Regions from separate parts of the Homo sapiens genome. Here region 2 is linked to region 1. The links are chromatin contacts, found by Hi-C or POLR2A ChIA-PET in ENCODE. All regions are on one chromosome and are shown on one strand. The core of a region is the stretch at or near the end of the contact, and the rest is flanking DNA. Distances in the headings are between cores, read along the strand shown.

What was found. Hi-C counts contacts between places; a loop is a spot of excess contacts on that map. ChIA-PET counts read pairs that join two places held with the same protein, here RNA polymerase II (POLR2A). Pooled maps may share reads with other maps.
Region 2: a loop to region 1 is called in a pooled map, with 4 times the contacts of the local background. The contact joins two enhancer-like sites. A Hi-C loop is called at or near these places in 5 of 50 pooled maps. POLR2A ChIA-PET finds 5 or more read pairs at or near these places in 4 of 52 experiments (HEK293, PC-9, RWPE1 and 1 more).

Annotation. Positions count from the first base shown.
Region 1 is chr12:12,832,709-12,840,639 of GRCh38, reverse strand. No RefSeq gene overlaps it. Among named protein-coding and RNA genes, the nearest start is that of DDX47, 23 kb to the right of the region's middle. RefSeq lists an enhancer at 4,554-5,753. Within about 2 kb of position 3,504, at least 9 of the 41 ENCODE cell types and tissues checked have a DNase peak (open chromatin) inside an H3K27ac peak, as active enhancers do; they include PC-9, where a contact is called at or near this core.
Region 2 is chr12:13,161,001-13,168,931 of GRCh38, reverse strand. No RefSeq gene overlaps it. Among named protein-coding and RNA genes, the nearest start is that of EMP1, 32 kb to the left of the region's middle. RefSeq lists enhancers at 3,063-3,357, 2,487-3,686. Within about 2 kb of position 3,256, at least 15 of the 41 ENCODE cell types and tissues checked have a DNase peak (open chromatin) inside an H3K27ac peak, as active enhancers do; they include PC-9, where a contact is called at or near this core.

The DNA of each region.
Region 1 (7,931 bases), core at 2,255-4,754:
TGCAGTGGTGCCATCTCGGCTCACTGCAACCTTCACCTCCTGGGTTAAAGCGATTCTCGAGCCTCAGCCTCCAGAGTAGCTGGGAATACAGGTGCCCACCACCATGCCTGGCTAATTTTTGTATTTTTAGTAGAGATGAGGTTTCACCATGTTGGCCAGGCTGGCCAAACCTTCTTGATATGCATCCTATTCAACATAATATCTTTAACATACTTGCACATATGTTAAACAATTACATACATAATAAATATATACAAATATGCCATATCCATACATATTTATTATGAATTGTTTACAGCAAAACTTTACACTATAACACATAAAAAATATAAATTAGAAATGGATGGGTTAAATACAGATAAAGGTTCTAGTGTCTTCCACACCCCAACAGACCGCCTTGTAATATGTTGTCCCTGGATGCCCGTGCCCCAGGGCACGGAAACAACTTCTTTAGGCCATAGAGAAGAGAAATGAGCCCTGGCTGCAGGCCACTGGCCAAAGAGTGACTCAGGGACTCTGGAGAACACAGTAGGAGAAGGGGCAGGAAATGATTACATGGCTGAGTACCATAAAACCATGAAGTTTATGGACAGGCTGTAAATCTGAACATGACACCCTTCTCCCCTTTCCTCTCTCTCCCAGCAACCCGCCCAGGTGGGCCACTCTTCTGTCATTCCCACATAACCCTCTCAGTCAGAGACTTGTCCTTGTAGGGCCCTCTCGTCCCCTTCAAGGCTGCCCTTGGTGATCACACATAATTCTGAGTTCACCCAGACATAGATGCTGAAGAGGTGAGGTACAAAGTGTGACTTACCCACACGCCGCACTGACAATAGACCCTAGTGCCTGGTTAGGGGCATCACTGGCATTTATTAGGAAAATGAGTTAGGCTAGCCAGCCTTCTCTAAAGCATACTTCTGTCGCCTAACTACTCCCACTACTCTTCTCTTTTTTTTGAGATGGAGTCTCACTCTGTTGCCCAGCCTGGAGTGCAGCGGCATGATCTCGGTTCACTGCAACCTCCACCTCCTGGGTTCAAGTGATTCTTCTGCCTCAGTCTCCCGAGTAGTGGGATTAGCAGGCACGAGCCACCACACCCAGCTAATTTTTGTATTGTTAGTAGAGACGGGGTTTCACCATGTTGGCCATGCAGGTCTCGAATTCCTGACCTCAAATGATCTGCCCACCTCGGCCTCCCAAAGTGCTGGGATTATAGGCATGAGCCACTGCACCCAGCCCCCACTACTCTACTCAAAAAGGAGCCTTCAGTCTTCAAGACTGAAAAGCAGGGCCTGTTTTTTCTCAGGCAGATATTATGAACAAAATTCCACTGAACTTTTTTTTTAATTGAGGGAGTCTTTAGTGTCTGTCTTAAATGGCTAAGAGCTTGTGGGCACACTCTAAAACATATACAAACCTGTAAACATACACATACTTCCTTTAAGTATCTTCAAAGGAAAAATGAACAGATTCTGGTGATCACCAACATCCTCTCTGTCTTCACATGCTGATTTTATGTGAGGTTTCACGTGAATCTTCTGGCAGTCCAAAGGTCACTTTTATTTTCTGGAGATTTAGTAAAAAACACAAAACTATGGTGCTCAATTTCATTTTGTCAGCATAGGCTCACCCTGCAAAATTCCTGAATACCCTTGGATGAATTTAAGAAATCACGGAAGACAGAATAAAGAATAACTACGCTGCGCCGGGTGTGGTGGCTCACGCCTGTAATCCCAGCACTTTGGGAGGCCAAGGCAGGCGGATCGCCTGAGGTCGGGAGTTTGAGACCAGCCTGACCAACATGGAGAAAACCCGTGTCTACTAAAAATACAAAATTAGCCGGGCATGGTGGTGCATGCCTGTAATCCCAGCTACTTGGGAGGCTAAGGCAGGAGAATCCCTTGATCCTGGGAGGCAGAGGTTGCGGTGAGCCAAGATCACGTCATTGCACTCCAGCCTGGGCAACAAGAGCAAAACTCTGTCTCAAAAAAAAAAAAAAAAAAAAAGACTAGGCTGCAGTTTTAAAATATGACAAACAAGCTTTTCTGATCTGCAGTTTCCTCGAGAAATGACTCATGACCTCCAGTAAAAGAAATAATATATGCCAGTCACCTGGCAAACTCCTAACACACAGGAGGCTCTCCTCAGCCCTATTGTAAAGAATCACTTATTTACTATTTACCTTTTAGAGACAGGGTCTTACCCTGTCACCCAGGCTAGAACGCAGCAGCACAATCATAGCTTACTGCAATCTCATCCTCCAAGACTCAAATGATTGTCTTGTCTCAGCCTCCCAAGTAGCTAGGACCATAGGCGGGGTCCGCCATGCCCAGCTAATTTTTTATTATTTTTGTAGAGATGGGGTTCTGCTGTGTTACCCAGGCTGGTCTCAAACTCCTGGCCTCAAGCAATCCTCCCACCTTGGCCTCCCAAAGTGCTGGGATTATAGGCATGAGCCACCATGCCCTGTCCAAGAATCACTTATTTAAAACCAAACCAACAACCATTACAAATGTACAAATAGACGTATGTCAAATAAGAAATCTTTGGATAGTCCCCACTCTTGACCCACCCAGAAATCGCGACAGGGATGTTGGTTTTAAGTTGGCACTGGATTTAATAGCTTGGGTAAGAGAGTTTCTAAGATATCAGGAGTTACCAGTGGACTCCTCCCCCAAAAGAATGTGTGAGGACAAGAGCCAGCATCACATCAGTGAGAGCTGGCCCAGTATAAATGACCACCATGCTTGATTGCTGCTACTACTCTTTTGGACCCAGAAGGACAACTCCCCATCACTTTGGGCTGAAGGACATGTCTCTAGGATAAAATGAACGAACAAGCAGCTCACAGGTTACCCAGCACCAAGCTTATTTGATACAGGAGCACGGGCTGTGGACCAAGCCTACTGGATGGATACGCAGTGAGGAGAGAGGGAAGCAGTGAGGGGGGTCGGTGGCTCACAAACAACGTGTATTGGGATAGGCGGGGGAAAGAGTATTCCTGACTTACAGACTGGGGTAGGGGGTGGGGAAAGGAGCAAACAAAGCAAGTGGCTTCATCAACATCCCAGAGGGAAAGGCAGGCTTTGGAAAAGAACCAAGTGTTTGGAAGTTGACGAGGAGGGTCCACAGCCAGGGACCGCGCAGTAGAGACGACAGAGGAACGCGACCTTTTTTTCTAAGTGCATCTGAACTTGCCTTTACTTCGGGGCTCCCAGTCCCCATCCTCTGGGTCAACCTAGCAGATCTTCTTGAAGGCTGACACCCTTCACATACCTGTAGGTAGTTCTCCTCCCCACCCTGACCCCTGACCCCTAGTTCCAGTGGGACTGTCCTCCACTGTAGTCATACAAGGAGTCTGCCTCATCTGCCCCTGTGCCTCAGCCACAGCCCACTGTGAATCACTCGGCTCCAAATTAAAACTCCTTCCCTCTCCGGAGTGGTCTTTTCTTCCTTCTGCCATCTACTGGTGAAAACAAGAATGTCTTATTTTCTTACCTGCCTGTTGCCAATTTGAAAATAGCTTGGAACCTGAAAGTTCATTTGCATAGTACTTACTTGTTGTGTGGAACATACTGCATGAGTAATATGGAATTACACATATATACATACACACACACACACACATAACAAACAGTGTATTTAGTGTAAAGGGCAGAGGCTTGGAATCCAATTTGGCTTCAAATTTTTACTTAGCCCTTTACCAGCTGTATGATCTGGGTACGCTGCCAGTCTTCATCTATGCTAAAAGCCACAATTAATGATCATTATAATGACTAACACTTACTGATTGTTATCATGAGCCACAGTATAGTTCATTTAACTTCACAATGCTGTACTATAACTGTGTGTCTTCAGATAAGAAGGTTGAAACACAGGAAGGTTTAACAACTTGTCCAAAGTCTCACAGTTAGTCAGGGGCCGATTTGGCAAACTGGCTCCATAGCTCATATTGGGAACAATAATATCGACTGTTCGGGATTGTTCAAAGAACTAGAAATAATACAGGTCAAGCCGCCTGACACATCTTAGGTTTCAGAAAATGACAGATATTGAACATTTACTGCGTATGGGCCCTGTATGATATTAGTAATATCCACAAATTAGGCGCGGTCCCTGCCTAGTAGGAAGCACAATCACTATACAATACTAAGGCTAAGTTCAGCAAAAATAGCATCTGACTCTTTTTTCAGTATTGGTTTCCTAGTATCTGGCACACTGGCTAGGATATGGTGGACACTGGAAGGGAAGGAGGAAAGAAACAGAATTTTAAAAACTAGGTTCGAGATTCTGTGAGGCAGGCCAGGTGTGGTGGCTCACACCTGTAATCCTAGAACTTTGGGAGGCCGAGGCAGATGGATCACCTGAGGTCGGGAGTTCGAGACCAGCCTGACAAACATGGCACCCTGCCTCTATTAAAAATACAAAAATTAGCCCGGCATGGTGGCACATGCCTGTAATTCCAGCTACTTGGGAGGCTGAGGTGGGAGAATTGCTTGAATCTGGGAGGTGGAGGTTGCAGTGAGCCAAGATTGCACCATTGCACTTCAGCCTGGGTGACAGAGACTCCATCTCAAAAAAAAAAAAAAAAAAGATTCTGTGACAGAGATAGGCTTGACGGTCTTCTTTCCATATTAACAAATGAGAAAACTCAAGGTTCAGAGAGGTTTAGTAACTCCCACAAGGTCACACAGCAACAGTGAACAGTCCGATGACTTACACTTTCCCCACCTGTTCCTTTCCCAATTCCTCCTGCTCCTTCCGGCCTCTTTGACGGCACTGGCAGATGATTGAAGGGTGACAGTGACAGGAGACATCCTTTGTGTTTGGATGGTATAAGGGGATGGATGGCTACGAGCAAACAAAAGCTCCAAGACTCTGAGCAGACCTTGGGGCCCACCTCCTAGAGACTGCATGGTTCCAGAGGAGCCCATTTTCTTCCTGTCTCCTTTCCACTTGGCACCAATCAGCTCTTCACTTCAGGTGAGACTGTTCAGTGCTATTTCCCAGACTTCAAGTTTCTGCAGTTATTTTTAGCGGTAGTTTTAGTGCATACCTGGGATAGGTGAGGCATGAAAAGGAATGCGGGTGTGGGTAACCCTTCAATCTCTAGAGTTATGGTCTGAGTCTCTTGTCATTCCAGCTAAAGAGGGGTGACTCACACCCTGATTTCTTACCTGCCCAGAGGCTAGATTTCACCCTAAGAACCATGTGGATTAGAATGTCTTGTATATTCTCTTAGTTTTAAGGACACAGTTTCTTGATGTTGCTTTGTTACCCACTTTTGATAACTTGGATCCTTTCATTTTCTGTAACCAACACCACAGCCTGTGGTTCTTTCTGGTCCTATTTCCCAGGGTTTTGAGGGACCCAAGGTAGATAAAGTCTCCAATTTAGGTTTGTGGATGCCTCTGCAGGCAGAAAGCTACTTGGAAAACACTCTGTCTGTAAGCAAGATGTCCTTAAAGAGCCAGCCAAGTTCTGGGATATTCATTGCATTTTTTGAGAGACTGAGAAAGAATAATCATGATCTAGTTGGTCTAGGCCCCTCTTAGCAACTACAATCCCCTCAGAGTGCCCTCAGAGAACCTGCTTCATGGTTCCCTGGAATTCTGGGCCTGCTTTAAGCCTGAAATAGCCTATCCAACTGAAACCCTCTCACTAGGATCCTAGGACCCCTTCATAAGATAGAGAGGTGTTTTCCTCATTCTCACCCTCACTCAGCTCTGTACAGAGGAAGTAAAACTAGGCTAGCCAGTACCATGAAGCCATTGTTACTGCAACTGCATACAATGAATACTATATAAATCAGTTTTATAATTCAGATGAGAAATAAGAAGACATTTTCTCTGGGCTGATATCATATGACTATTCCAAGATACTCCCTTTATTAAGTCATAAAAGTTAGATGTATCTGTTTACAATTAGGGTGGGAGAAGATTGTTTTGAAGCTCACAGTTTCTTTTTTTTTTTTTTTGAGATGGAGTCTCGCTCTGTCGCCCACGCTGGAGTGCAGTGGTGCGATCTCGGCTTACCGCAAGCTCTGCCTTCCGGGTTCACGCCATTCTCCTGCCTCAGCCTCCCCAGCAGCTGGGACTACAGGCGCCCGCCAACACGCCTGGCTAATTTTTTTGTATTTTTAGTAGAGACAGGGTTTCACCGTGTTAGCCAGGATGGTCTCAATCTCCTGACCTTGTGATCCGCCCGCCTCGGCCTCCCAAAGTGCTGGGATTAGAGGCGTGAGCCACCGCGCCCGGCCGGCGAAGCTCACAGTTTCTTAAATCAGGAATGCAGAACTAAGGAGTTGTACCAAGAAGGGAATAGCAGAGGGGTCAGGGACCTCGTTCCCCACTCCTAATCTAGAGCTTTTGGTATCTTGACTGCAAAGGCAATTTACATGTATTTAAGAGAATGACATTTTAACGTTCTTCTATACTCCTATTAATACCTAACCAAATACTTCTGAAGACCCATCTCCTGTCTTCTCCACACTTTGTAACTAGTTCTCCCCACCATTTTATTCCGTAATTGCAACCTTAAACCCCGCAGAATGTAGCAGAGTCCACAAAGATGCCTTGTACTGGGCTGAATAGTATCCCACGAAAAGTCATGTCTACCCATGTATTAATCTGTTTTCATGCTGCTGATAAAGACATACCTGAGACTGGGTAATTTACAAAGAAAAAGAGGTTTAATGGATTCACAGTTCCACGTGGCTGGGGAGGCCTCACAATCATGGTGTAAGGTGAAAGGCACGTCTTACACGGTGGCAGGGAAGAGAGAATGAGAGCCAAGCAAAAGGGGAAACCCCTTATAAAACCATCAGATCTTGTGAGACTAATTCACTACCATGAGAACAGTATGGGGGAAACCGCCTCCAGGATTCAATTACCTCCCACCGGGTCCCTCCCACAACACGTGGGAATTCTGAGAGTACAATTCAAGATGAGATTGGGGTGGGGACACAGCCAAACCATATCAACCCAGAACCTCAGGTGACCTTATTTGGAAATAGGATCCTCGCAGATGTAATTAGTTAAGATGAGGCCAGGGTGGATTAGGGTGCACCCTAAATCCAACAACTAGTATCCTTCTAAGAAGGCCTTGTGAAGACACAAAGATATATGGGGCAGAAGGCCATGTGTGGATGGAGACAGGGATCGGAGTCATGTTGCTACAGCCAAGAAACACCAAGGACTGCAGGCAACCAAGGGGCAATGCTGGCTAAGAAGCCAGGAAGGACTCTTCTCTAAAGGTGTCAGAGAGAACATGGCCCTGCCCACACCTTAATTTTGAACATCTTAAAATCCAGGACCATGAGAGAATAAAGTTGTTATTGAAAGTCACCCAGTTCCTGGTACTTTGTTTCAGTAGTCCTAGGACATTAAAACGTACTTCTGTAAGGGTATCAGCAGCACGACCTATCTCACCTTAGAGGACAGGAGAGCACAGGAATGACTGACTAATAGAGCAAACCTACATGTCTTGTTTTTACTTACTGGTGGATCACGTTCATTTCTGCGCCTCCTGCCTTTTGCAATGGCATCTGTGCATTTTCTGCTGGGGACTCCATGCTCTGGACCTGTTAATATACCTGAAGACACACCCGTCCACATTTCTTTCACTAGTGTCCTTTCTTCCCATCCTAGCAAAGCATAATTATGCATATACATTAGAGATGGCAGTTAAGCTTTCGAGTAGTGGTTTTTAACCTTTTTAGTCTCCCCAAAAATATGCATATTCCTCAGTGGTCCACAAACCCAGGCCAGAGACCACTGCCTATTTGGAAAGTTCAGACATCCTTGAGGATGATTCCAATCTCTCCTTCTTACCCCCTACTGGTACACCAATTCCATTTCAGCTTGCTTCTGAAGTCCTCCACTGAGCTGAAACAGCATCCATGGGCTGACTCGAAGAGAGCTGCTATCCTA
Region 2 (7,931 bases), core at 2,007-4,506, 330 kb before region 1:
AATTTTAATTCCAATTAAACTGTCTTTAAATTTGGGGGCAAATTAATGTTATCTCAGGCACACGTAAAACCTCTTTCAATATTCTCTTAGAAGAAGTACTCCAGGAAGAAGTGAAATACATACAAGGGAATACTATGAGACTTATTTTTATTAAGAGTAAATAAATAAATACCATATAATTTTAATTTCTTTCTAAAAAAGAAGCAAAAGTGGAAGTTAGATTTAGAGAAGTAAAAGAATCACTAACCATACAGCAGATGCTCTCCAAAAAGACCAAAAAAAATGAAAGGGGAAAATACTTAAGGAAATAAATATTATTTCTTAGAATTAAAGAAAATGAGAGACTTCAATTGGGAAGACTTATGGAATGTTGTACAACACAGATGGGGAGAATGGTCCACACCTAGACACATTATAGTGAATTTATAAAGTACCAAAACTGGCAGAAGAAGAAATTGAAGGTTTGCATAGATAACCATTATAGAAATTAAAAAAGTAATCAGTTGACAAGGCTATTAAGTATAATCTCGCTTCCAAAACTGGATAAGAACAATACCCGAAAAATTATAGTATCTACATACATAGATAATTATATATCTAATATATGCAAAAACTCCTGCAAATCAACATGAAAAAGACTGGAGACCCCAAAGAACAATGGCAAAACATGTAATACACAAATTAGAGAATAGATAACAAGTAAGAGATGAGATATGTAACCCTCCTAGAAATCAGAAAAACACAAATTTAAAAACAATGATATACTATTTTACACACACCCAGTATACAAAGATTAGAAAGCCAGGTAATAGCAAGTTCTGGAGAAGATTCCAGGAAACAGGCTCATTCATTCACTGCTGGAGCGCAGCCATTCTGGAGAGCAACCAGGGAGTATTTAGTGAAATGAAGTACTCCTATGCCTTATGGCCCAACGATCCCACAGGCTGGTATACGCCCAGAGAAGCTCTTGCCAAAGCCATAGGGGCACATGCACGGGGTTCTTGTTCTGTCATTAGAATGCCATGAGTGAGTCAGGGGTACAGGTAGAGTGTGGAATAGGGAAGGGAGGTACAGAAGGGAAATGGAAGTGAAGATAAGGGATGAAAGGAAAAAAGCAAATGACCAAAATAAAACCAGAATGTGACCTTACACAGCCTACTAACAACAGTGTGGCTGAGGAATGTGTTTAGCTTGGCTGTCTGCATCTGAGGGTCCACAAAACAAAAATCACCACATGCAAGCATTGATTTACCACCTGATATCCTATCCTGGGTCAGGGAACTGGGTCAGGGAATTGGTGGTAGAAAAATAAATGAGCAGCTTCTGCCAGGCTTTGACTGAAGAGATGAGCTGGGGAATAGATGTGGCCTCCCAACAGGCTTCTTTCCTCACCTCTCCATTCATCTGGCCTAGTGGGAAAAAGAGAAGGCCTCACCCTCTATAAATAAACCCCTCCCTGGCCCTCAGTAATCTCTCCAGGTTTAGTTCATCCCAAGGCTGCAAGCCCGTTTCCCACCCAGACATCATTTCCTTCCACAGAGCCTTTGTGGAGCGGGTTCCTCAACCTGTGAGTCATCCCTGCCCATTTCACCCTGGAGTCAAACTGGATCAGTGTTGGGATTTGTCACCTGCACTCACTAGAGCATGGCCACAGCCATCTCCAAGCCTCTGACCTGCGTGTGCAGGAAGGGCTAAGGAACCAGGCAGAGGTGAAAGCCTGCGTTTCCCAGGGAAAAGAAATTACTCTAACATCAATAACATCTATCTCTCCTAGGTAATCAAACTGAGCACCTGGATAAAGAAACCCCACCTCCCACAGTCCCAATAAGGACCGGAAATTGGCTTGTTGAAGTGACGCAGGAAAATGGAGCCGGCAGTGCAAAGGTGAACTCTAAGAGCTGGTGAAGTTACAAGGAATAGGTTTTAGTAGAAACATTGCTGGCCCCTTTTTCTCTGGCACATGCCTGCACCAGACATCTCTTTTAGGACCAAATCCTCTGTTACCCCTAGATTCCTATTTCATGGATCCTGCCTCTTATCCGGTTCCCTGGCTCAGAGACACACACTGAGCCATCTCCTGTGACCTACTTGGAAGGGGGACCCGCATCCTGGACTTCTCAAGACTTCACCCAGACCGTAAAGTGGCCCTAAGCCCTTTCCAGCTTGCTTGTTCTTAGGTACCAAATAGATAGTCAGTTTGTGGCACTCATTAAGCTTATGCTGTGGACAGAGCAGTGTAGTGAGGCCTTATGGAGAAAAACAATAGAAATAGAAGTTTTGGTCCCTCAGAGTATGTGAGTGAGTGTCAATGGGCCAACCTGTTAAATGCAAGCCATTATCCTCAGCACTTTCATATACATTCCTTCATTTATCTTCACAGTGACTCCAGGAGTTAGAGCCTCATTTTCTGATTTCCAGAGGAATAATCTGAACCTCTCCGAGATTGAGGAACCTGCCTCAAGTAACGGCTGGTAAGTGACATATCCAGGATTCCTGACTCCGAGGCCACAGCGCTTTTCACAACACCACAGTTGCATTAAAGAGAATCCATCCCACCTGCAAATACAGAGCACTGTGCCCTGAAATAGACTCAAAAGCGTTTTCAAAATAGCACATCAATAAGAACAAACGCATTAGAAAATAAACTCTGAGCCTGTGTGTTCTGGTCTCTTCTGTAGAAAGGAGGGGTTCAACAGTGAAAGATTCCTAAAAGAGGTAAATTTGAAACCTAGTTTGAAAGAACAGAGGCTACAGATAGGCAGAGAAGAGAAAATAAAGTTGGAATTAGCATCTTCTCTTAAGGTTATGTAGACATTCCTGCCATTGTGGAACAAATTTTCCACTCTGTCTACCAAAGTAAGAGGAATTATGCTTAAACATGGCAGGGTGGATTCAGGTTAGCATAAAAGACATTTCTGGTGATGAGGTGGTTAAATACCAAACTATTTCATTAAAGGAAGTGGTGAAATGTAGATTGTTTTTTTCCCCTCAGATGACTTTGGCTTACTCCTGGAGACAGGAGATGAACACAGCAACTCTGCAGACATCAACTGAAAACGGCAATTCTGGGGTTATAAGATAACTTTATTATGCTCATATAAAAAGGGTTCAGGGCAACCTGTATAATAACAAACTATTGCTCATCCCTAGACCCTCCCAAAGAGCCACTGCAAAGTAGTTTCTCACCTTTCCCATACCCTGACAAGCAGGAACCAGAAAGGGCCTGAGTCACCAGGTCACGTGACTGAAAGTGCAGCTGGGGCCTCTGTCTGCACTTGGCATGGCCGCATGAAACCAAAATTGCCTGTGCCCTGCAAGCTGAAGAGCACCAAGCAGTTACAGGTTATGTCAGGAAACCCAGGGCTGCCATCCAACTGCTGGAGCCGTCCCTGTTTGCAATGGAAGAAAAGGGTATTTGCAATTGCTCCTTCCCCACACTGTGGCTGCTGTTCAGGTGTTAGTTTCAGTTAGTTAGTTAGTTAGTTAGTTAGTTAGTTAGTTAGTTAGTTAGTTAGCTAGCTAGCTGGTTGGTTAGGTAGTTAATTGGCTAGTTGGTTAGTTAGGTGGTTAGTTAGCTGGTTGGTTAGTTAGTTAGCTAGTTTTGCAAATAGTATAAGGGCATGCTCCATCCCTAAGAAAATGATGCTTTTTCACAGACCTATTAATGATTGAACTGCCCCTTCAGGAAGGCAGGCCTTGAACCAGAAGTCCCCAAGAAGAAACTCTTCCCTTCCTGCTCTAATGATTTCCATTTTCCTAAGAATCCTGGACTCAGAGACTATTCGAGTTAGTAAGACCTTAGGCATTTATTTCAGTCTCGTTGTTTTCCAGGAAAGGAAGCTCAAGCCTAAAGGGATGAAGTGACTTGCCCAAGGTCACACATCTGGTCAGTGCCCTTCACCTGGGGTGAACCTTCACACATCCAAGGTGAAGACGAAGGAAGTCAGCCGTTTCCCTCTTGTGTTTCAAGCAATGAAGTTTGCTTAAGATTGGTGAATGTAGTCTTAGACATTTCTCCTTCCTCTTCATGCCCCACATACCAACACCACCAAACACATAACAATTGCCTGCTCTGCTTCTCTTTTCATGGGAAGATTTTCAATCTATAGGCACCATCAGTTCCTTCTAGCAGAAATGGAAATGGCTTCCTGACCCACGGACGGAGGTGGCTACCTTTGGCAACTCAGGCGGGATGGCTAATACAGGTGTTTTTCGTCATTCTCATCTCCCAAACCCCAGAGCCCACCTTCTCACCACCAAAGGAGATCAGTCAGATGCAGACCATGTGAGATGGCTGGAAGAGCCCGGGTTTTCAAATCAGCAGCCCTAGATACCATTAACTGCATGGCCTCTCTAGAGGCGCTTAGTGATTGGCATCTCTAAATTGGAGATGAAAATGCCGTGGTGCCATGAGAATGGAATGAGATCATATTTGGGGAAAGCCCTTTGGAAATGGTTATGAGAGGAAATGCCAGGGATTTTCATTACTGGCTTCAGGCTGCCCTAGGCTTGACCATGCAGTCGAGTTCACAGCCCAAAGGAAGGGTGTCTGCAGCTGGGCTGGGCCAGAGGTGGGGCTGGAGATTGGAAATGTGGGTTCCTCCACCTGTGTACATAAGAAAGCGCCTCTTCCAACAGCCCTCAGAGAGGGGCATGGACAGGGCCAGCAGTAGCCCAACTCCCAGAACGCAGCTGCCATGTGTCAGCCCTGAAGCTACCTTTTTTTCTCCTTTTTTTTTTTTTTTTTTTTTTTTTTTTGGTTCTCATAGGTCTGGAGCATTTGAAAGGGGCTGGTTCACTACTGGCCTGGCAGACAGGCAGCTTGCTCCAGGGCAACAACTCATGTTTTTCCCCAGTGTGAGCTTGTGCAAGTGGAGAATGCTGGGAATGTGAAGCCTGTTCCCTATTACTCCACTTCCTTTGCGCACTCAGTTTCCCCTCCCTCCTCAATTTCTTCCGCAGTCTTGATGAGAAATGATAGTCTCAGAGAGAGAGCAAGCTCTTTTACTCAAGTTAGCCACACCACCTATTTCATCTCTTCTGGAAAACTCCTCCCTCAATAAGCACGGCTGGCCCTGTATACTCCCTTTTCCCATTCAACTGCACCTTCAATTTCTCCTGTCCACAGACTTCCTCTGTGTTTATAAGCATGTACAGACTTCTAATAACTCGAGAAATGTTCCTTGATGTCTCCTCCACCATTCACTCTACTTACAATCCTATTCATATTTGCTTGCCATTGCCACACTTCTTCAATCAGTGGTCTGTACAAGCAGTCTCTTCTTTCCCGAAAATCAGTATTTTGTCCCACTTCGTGTTCTATAGAAACTCTACTCCCAGAGGTCAATGAGGAATTGTCTAAAGGTCAATGCCTAATTTTTGGTCTTCGTTCTTCCTCTGCAATGTTGATGTTCCATTCAGTGGGATCCACTTCTCCTCTGGCTTCTGTGACAGTACTCAACCCTCATGTCATCCCCGTCTGCTGCTCTGTCACCTTAATCAACTCCTCTTCTCTTTACTGCCTCCTTCAATAGACATGTGTCAATATGAAGTTCCCAGGGCCTCTGCTATTCTGTTTATTCTGTTTCTCTAGTTAATTCCACTTTCTTAAATGGATGGCTTTTCATTTTGAAAGCGTGTCCCAAATCTGTATCTCCGTATATGACTACTCTGACCTGCAAACGCCTATTGGATATGTTCCTCAGGGTCTTCGTAGTTATTTGATATATCTAAAATTAAATTCATCATCTTTCTGGATTCCCTGTTTCTGTTAATAATACTTCTCTCTCAATTACTCATTTGGAAGCTAAGCTTGAAAACCATTCCTAATTCCTTCACCTGTTTCATCCCCATGTTCAGTCAATCACCAAGTAAGTCAGCTCTTCTTTCTAACAAGTAAAAAGGAGAGTTCTAAAGCAATCTCCTTTCCTCCTTACTCATTTTATTTCTACTGACTTCACCCTCCATAGTTCAGATAAATTGTTTTTTTATTCATTCATTTAACAACTATGCATATATATCAAGTGTCTACTCTGAGCCAGGCTTTGTGCTAGGAATTAGGTAAGCAAAAACAGACTCAGACTTTCCCGATTCCAGCAACAGAATTTATAACCTGGGAGAAGAGACAAGCATCGCTCAGGAAAACTCTAATGAAAATAGAGCTATACACTGAAATTAGTACTCCTGAAAGAGAAGAACACAATTAAGGATTGAAACATCAAGTATGAGTAGAAATTGACTAGACAAATGGAGGTGTCCTGCTCAGAAGAGGAAGAAAGTTGCTTACTGATGGAACAATTTATTCTAAGACTATTTGGTTAAAAGGAATATAGGAGGTTCAGGAAACAGAGAGGCCAATGAGGCTGGAGCTGAGAGGGCAAGGGGTAAGATGAGACTGGAGAAGAAAGAAAGGGACAGACTATGTCAGGTCTAGTCAACCAAGGTAAGGTATTTGGTTGGACTCCATCCTAAGATCAATGAGGAGCAAAGGAAGAGTTGTTACTATTGCTCACTTTGACAGTAGCCACGGCCTCCTGCTGAGATTCTGGCTTTCCTTACTCCAATCTGTGTTGCATGTCATCACAAGCGTTTTCATGGGATAATCTGCTAATCTATCTCTCTACGTTTACTTCCCAACATCATCTTACACAATGTATACATCATAGCTAACCGGTCTACCCTTTGGTCCCTGGGCTATCTTGTGCTTTCCTGACCCTGAGATTTTGCTCACCTCCCATAGCCTCCTCTGCTTCAACTGCTGTCTACCACTCCCCTCTATCTCATGCCTGCCCCCTCATTGAAGGAATCATTTAAATCCAATATTTTCTGGAAATCATAAACCTAACTTAAACATGACTCTCCGTGCTTTCAATAACCATGATACTTATATTGCAAGAGCCTGGGCTTTAGGGCCACGGAGTCTTGGTTTGAGTGCTGATTTTGAGCAAATCACTTATTTCTGGAAGCCTCAGATATCTAATATATAAAATGGATAAAATTATTGTACTTATCATATAGAGTTGTTGGGAGAATTAAATCAGAATACATTTCTGAAGCATCTAAAAGAATACCTGGCACATAGCAAACACTGAATACATGTTACTTACAGGCCCCCTTCTCATTCTCTTACTTTTCAAAAGAAATGATAGGCTTTCTGAAGAAAGGGACTATGTGTTATTTATCTTTATTTCTACACCTGACATAATAGATCTCCAACCCATAACATTGAAGGATTGAAGATGTTGAATGAATGCTGAAAAATGTTAGAGAATTGTTTAATGATGTGGAATGCAATATTAGAAAATCTTTTCATTAACACACCACATTAGTAGATTAAAGGGAGAAATCTGATCATCTCATAGATGGAAAACAGCCAAAATTTAACTTTGTCATGAAAAACATCTTATCAACAGTAAAACATTTATGCCTATCCAATGAAGAAAAAAGAAAAAACGTAACAGTCTTAATCTCAAAAGTGTATTCACTAAAACACTATAGGTAACATTATATTCGATGGTAAAATCTTAAAAGCAATTGCATTAAAGTCAGGAGTAAGACAATAATGCTTATATCAACATTTCCAGTCAGTCCTAGACAGTGAAATAAGACAAGGATTAGAAAAAGAAATGCACAAAGTAAAAAAAAGAATTTACAAAACTGCCCCTACTGGCAGAGGAGAGGAGTGTCTATAGAAAATCTACATTAAAAATGAATATTGGCCAGGCACGGTGGCTCATGCCTGTAATCCCAGCACTTTGGGAGGGCAAGTCGGACAGCTCACTTGAGGTCAGGAGTTCGAAACCAGCTGGCCAACATGGCGAAACCCCGTCTCTACTAAAAATACAAAAATTAGCCAGGTGTGGTGGCGGACGCCTGTACTCCCAGCTACTCTAGAGACTGAGGCATGAGACTCACTTGAACCTGAGAGGTGG